2 separate regions of the Homo sapiens genome follow, and region 2 is linked to region 1. The links are chromatin contacts, found by Hi-C or POLR2A ChIA-PET in ENCODE. All regions are on one chromosome and are shown on one strand. The core of a region is the stretch at or near the end of the contact, and the rest is flanking DNA. Distances in the headings are between cores, read along the strand shown. Region 1 holds the start of CPB2 (carboxypeptidase B2). Region 2 overlaps LCP1 (lymphocyte cytosolic protein 1).

What was found. Hi-C counts contacts between places; a loop is a spot of excess contacts on that map. ChIA-PET counts read pairs that join two places held with the same protein, here RNA polymerase II (POLR2A). Pooled maps may share reads with other maps.
Region 2: a loop to region 1 is called in a map of HepG2, with 2.8 times the contacts of the local background. The contact joins the enhancer-like site here to the promoter of CPB2 in region 1. A Hi-C loop is called at or near these places in 2 of 168 maps with a recorded cell type or tissue (HepG2 and endothelial cell of hepatic sinusoid), 1 of 37 single-sample maps with no recorded cell type and 2 of 50 pooled maps. POLR2A ChIA-PET finds 5 or more read pairs at or near these places in 5 of 52 experiments (HepG2, T-cell, activated CD4-positive, alpha-beta T cell and 2 more).

What each region holds. Positions count from the first base shown.
Region 1 is chr13:46,103,771-46,106,286 of GRCh38, reverse strand. It overlaps CPB2 (carboxypeptidase B2), which reads left to right and starts at 1,254. Exons shown (of 11, transcript NM_001872.5): 1 at 1,254-1,351. The coding sequence starts at 1,278.
Region 2 is chr13:46,142,065-46,144,580 of GRCh38, reverse strand. LCP1 (lymphocyte cytosolic protein 1) reads left to right here. Exons shown (of 16, transcript NM_002298.5): 11 at 61-139; 12 at 1,177-1,291; 13 at 2,156-2,289. Among named protein-coding and RNA genes, the nearest start is that of CPB2, 38 kb to the right of the region's middle. Within about 2 kb of position 1,260, at least 3 of the 41 ENCODE cell types and tissues checked have a DNase peak (open chromatin) inside an H3K27ac peak, as active enhancers do.

The DNA.
Region 1 (2,516 bases), core at 5-2,504:
TTAAATATCATTCAATAGTTTTAAATCTCAAAAGGAAAAGTTTGAAATCTCAATCATTTTCTTCTGGCCAGGCACGATGGCTCACGCCTGTATTCCCAGCACTTTGGAAGGCAGAGGCAGGTGGATCTCCTGAGCTCAGGAGTTTGAGACCATCCAGTGCAACATGGTGCAACCCTGTCTCTACTAAAAATACAAAAAAAATTAACTGGGTGTGGTGGGGCACACCTCTAGTCCCAGCTACTTGGGAGGCTGAGGCAGGAGAATTGCTTGAGCCCCAGAGGTGAAGGTTGCAGTGAGCCAAGATCACGCCTCTGCACTCCAGCTTGGGCTACAGAGTGAGACTCTGTCTCAAAAAAAAAAAAAAAAAAAGAAAAGAAAAAAGAAAAAAAATCATTTTCTTCTCAGAAGTTAATTGTGGGCAGGCTGATTTATTTTGCAAATTTGCCAATTCTGACTTCAAGAACATTCAAGTGCATTAACCAATGGGAATGTAGGGGAAGAGGGCTCCACTCACTTACAGAGGGTAGGATATGGCCTCATACTAGACAAAATGTTATTTGATGCTACTTTCAAGATGATAGGGGATGGGCCTGGATTTAATTGATGGCTATTATGGTGACCTTTAAATAAATGAGATTCAAAGTAACCTGATGTCTTTACTGCTTGAACCAGCTTCCATGAAATAGTATTCCTATTGGGGGTGGGCCTATCATTCCATATGGTCAAGGAAACATCTTTTTGAACAGAGATCCTGTAATCATCCTTACAAACTGCACTTCAACATTGGATTGGATTAGCCAGATTTGAGGAACTCACTTTTTACATCTTCATAAATTTAAAATGTTGAAAAAGTCAGAGGCAAGGGAAGACATTTATAGTACTTCACGGTAGATCTCCCTCAACATGGGCTATATATCCATTAGTCAATATTCTATAGCTATTGTTCTGCAATAAACCAGACAAGATCCTACTGTATTACTACCCTTTTATTCTTGGCCCTACCTTCCCCAAGGAGTTACACATTTTCTAGATAGTCTAAATTAAGAGCAACTCTCATCATACTCTTTTTGAGTGTTTAATTATCAAGCAACAGCCTAACTAAGCCAATAATATTTCTCTTTTTGGGAGTGGAAATGGAAGCTAAGTTGATTGACCCACAGGAACAAGAGGGAACATGCCGTTATATTTTAACCAGTGTGTAAAGAAGGCTGTTATGCAATCAATGATCTGGGTTTTTCTCTTCAGAGAAATTTGTTGTACAGAAAATTGCTGTTGGGATGAAGCTTTGCAGCCTTGCAGTCCTTGTACCCATTGTTCTCTTCTGTGAGCAGCATGTCTTCGCGTTTCAGAGGTAACCCAATAGAATCTTAGACTGTGGTGGGCCACTCTCCTCACTTGTTTGCCTCATGTCGTGTCAAGTCAGTGCACTGAGCTGGTGGACAAAATGGTAAACTTTGAAGGCCAGGTCTTTCAGAACTTTCCAAGTTGCCCTGACAAATAAGTAGACTTTAGCACAATGGGCTATCACTAAAGACAGGGTCTTTTTTCTTTCCTGGCTCTGGTTTTATTATTGGGAGAACCTTGGATGATACGCATATCCAGTGACTATGGAGATTCAAGAAATTAAATCTTTTATAAACGTAACTATTTATACTCTAACTTGATGTATGATTCATATTCTTCCTGTCTTCACATAAAAAAAGTTAACTATGGATCATTTATTTTCCCCTTGTACATGGAACATAGGAGGAAGAAGAGGGTGAAGTGTTAAATAGGAGGTTTGGATCATGCATGATTATTTAGCATGGAATATGAAAGGAAGAAGAGTTGTGTGATAAAGAACTATTATCTGATTCTTATTTTGCTTAGTAGATTCCCTTAGGATAAACTATCTAGAAGAACACAAATGAATTCATGCTATAGCACATGCAATGCATGGAGAAAATAGTTCCAGGGTATATGTAATGTAATTTATTAAGTAGTCAATTTTTAGGCTTTAAAACATTGATATTGTTTCCTTTGGAATTATCTTATTTTTTCCCCTTTGTTTTGGTTCTATGATCGCTTTCTCCTCCAATTATCTTTGAGACAGATCCCTCTCCTCATGTTAGTAAATGACAAAGAAAGAAGAGACATAGGGCAAAGGAATATACCAGTGACAAGGAACATTCTACCACCAAAAAAATGTTCACGGTCATAAATAACCATAGGACAATGGTTTGGAAAATAGATCTTGACTTGTGAGCCTGAAGCTGTGTTTGTACATGATCACTGAACTGATTATAGTTGATTGATCTTCTTTTGTTCAACATGATTGTCGAATGTCGAGCAACAAATTCTATCATAAAATGATATTATTTTTGTTATTTAATTGACGTGGGGGTCAAGATTGCTGCAATGATCAGTGACTTATGTCTTTCTCTGTATTTTATCGGTGAATCATATGGTCAGGATTTCTAAGGTTCTTGCTAGTTCTAATATTCCATAACTTGATAATTGGCTTCAGTTAAGGGAAA
Region 2 (2,516 bases), core at 11-2,510, 38 kb before region 1:
GGTCATAAAAAAGCTATGTTTTCTTCGGTCCCAAAAGATAACCCATCTTCATTCATCTAGGTGAGACGAGAGAAGAGCGGACATTTAGGAACTGGATGAACTCCCTGGGTGTTAACCCTCGAGTCAATCATTTGTACAGGTAGGAATATTTGGGAACTCATTCTAATGTAAGATAGAGACCTCAAAAGAGCCATAGGATTCCAAATACCACTATGATGTGCATTCTCTTCACAAAATGTGCATACCTTGCTGGAAGGGGAAAAAGTGCCAAGTTGAGCTTCAGATGTTGGATATTCAGTTGAAAAACTCACCTGCATACATCAGTCTCACTGTGTGCTCAATATATAAATCATACCTCAACAAAATGAAACATTTACTATATGTCATAAGTGATCTTACATATAACCCGCTCACAAGCAGGCAAAACAACAGATGTTAAGTTTGTGGTGAAGTGTCTCCTATGCCACTTGTTAAAGCAATTTTCTTCTTTTTTTTTTCAATATTTCTTTTTTTTTGAGATGGAGTCTCGCTCTGTCGCCCAGGCTGGAGTGCGGTGGCGCAATCTCGGCTCACTGCAAGCTCTGCCTCCCGGGTTCACGCCATTCTCCTGCCTCAGCCTCCCAAGTAGTTTGGACTTCAGGCACCTGCCACCATGCCTGGCTAATTTTTTGTATTTTTAGTAGAGACGGGGTTCCACCTTGTTGGCCAGGATGGTCTTGATCTCTTGACCTCATGATCCACCCGCCTTGGTCTCCCAAAGTGCTGGGATTACAGGCGTGAGCCACTGCGCCCGTTCTAAATATTTCTTTTACATTTATTTAGTTTTACAAATTGTAAACCTTTAGGTACAGGGGACATGTGCAGGTTTGTTATATAGGTTAATTGCATGTTGCAGGGGTTTGGTGTACAGATTATTTCGTCACCATAGTGCTCTTTCTTTTCCTGAGGCAGCATATGTTGGATGGAAGGGCATAGCTAGTCACACCTGGGAAGAGTGAGTCCCCCAATCTCTCTGAGTCATGGTTTCTTCACCTCTATAGATGGAGCTACGACTACCAAGTGTGCAGGGTTGTTGTGAATATTCTTTGAACTAATATGTAAGAAAGTGTCTGGCCCATTGTAGGCCCTGAATAAATGTTGGATATCTGAGAATCCTTTTGTGTTTGTTTTGTTCAGTGACTTATCAGATGCCCTGGTCATCTTCCAGCTCTATGAAAAGATCAAAGTTCCTGTTGACTGGAACAGAGTAAACAAACCGCCATACCCCAAACTGGGAGGCAATATGAAGAAGGTAAACAATGATGGTTCTGTTGTTCCAGGAGACAGGCAAAGTCATAGCCTGCAAGAGCACTCTAAATACTTTATAAGGCAGCCAAACGTAGACAAGTAATGTTTTTCCAGAAATTAAATTCTAGTACAGCAATCAGAAACCTGAACAGCTTTATTAAAGTGTGTCCATTATTTCAGTCAATTGCTTATTTATAATTCCATGTTGGATGTCTTCAAACATTATCATGCAAAAATTCTAATTAAGATAATTAGAGCAAGCAGAGAGCCACAGGGATTTTTCCCTCAGCAGGATCTTTATTCTAATTTCTAAAGAATTGGAGCTTGTACTGACAGCTTGACTTGTTCAAACAGTTTGTCGACTGTCAACACAGTGGGAACATTGTTTTGAAACAACAGGGTTGACACAGCCATTTCTCAGCATTTCTTATTGCCGTGACTGTTAATGATCCATGCGTAGCTACAGGAATATCTGTTCACATGTCCATTTGCTATGTGTGCAGAGGATGGAGACTCCAAATTTTCCATGTCAATCTCCATGAATTCACCTTTTTTAGAAATATTACATGTAGGTAATTAAGGATGGCTCTCCATTTCTGCAGTGTGATATAGCTGTGAACATATTCATAGTAATGAATTCATTTCAGTTTTCCACATTATGAATATTTTTTATGAAAGTGAGGGGTTCTAAGGACAGATGGAAAATTCTTTAATTTTGAATCCTAGAATTGCAGAACCAGTTGAGACTTGAGAGGTCATTCGGTCTTACCATATTTATTTCATTTTTTATCTTTATTTTTATTATTTATCTGGTATTTATCATAATCAAGATGATGACGTTAAATCGTTTTCCTTTCTGCTCATTCAGCTTGAGAATTGTAACTACGCGGTAGAATTGGGGAAGAATCAAGCGAAGTTCTCCCTGGTTGGCATCGGTGGACAAGATCTCAATGAAGGAAACCGCACTCTCACACTGGCCTTGATTTGGCAGCTAATGAGAAGGTAGTATAGCTTATGGAAGTGGCTTTTTCTTGAATACATTATTTACTTAGACAAATATTAGCAAATTTTTAGCAGTATGAGTTAATTCAGTAAAAGTATGTTTTAAGCTAAGCTTCATAACCAGAGAAACACTTTTTACCTTTCTGCTTTTTTTTTTTCAGTCCTATCAGTTTTTGTTTCAAGTATCGTGAAACTCTGTTATTAGGTTCATAAACAGTTTAGATTGT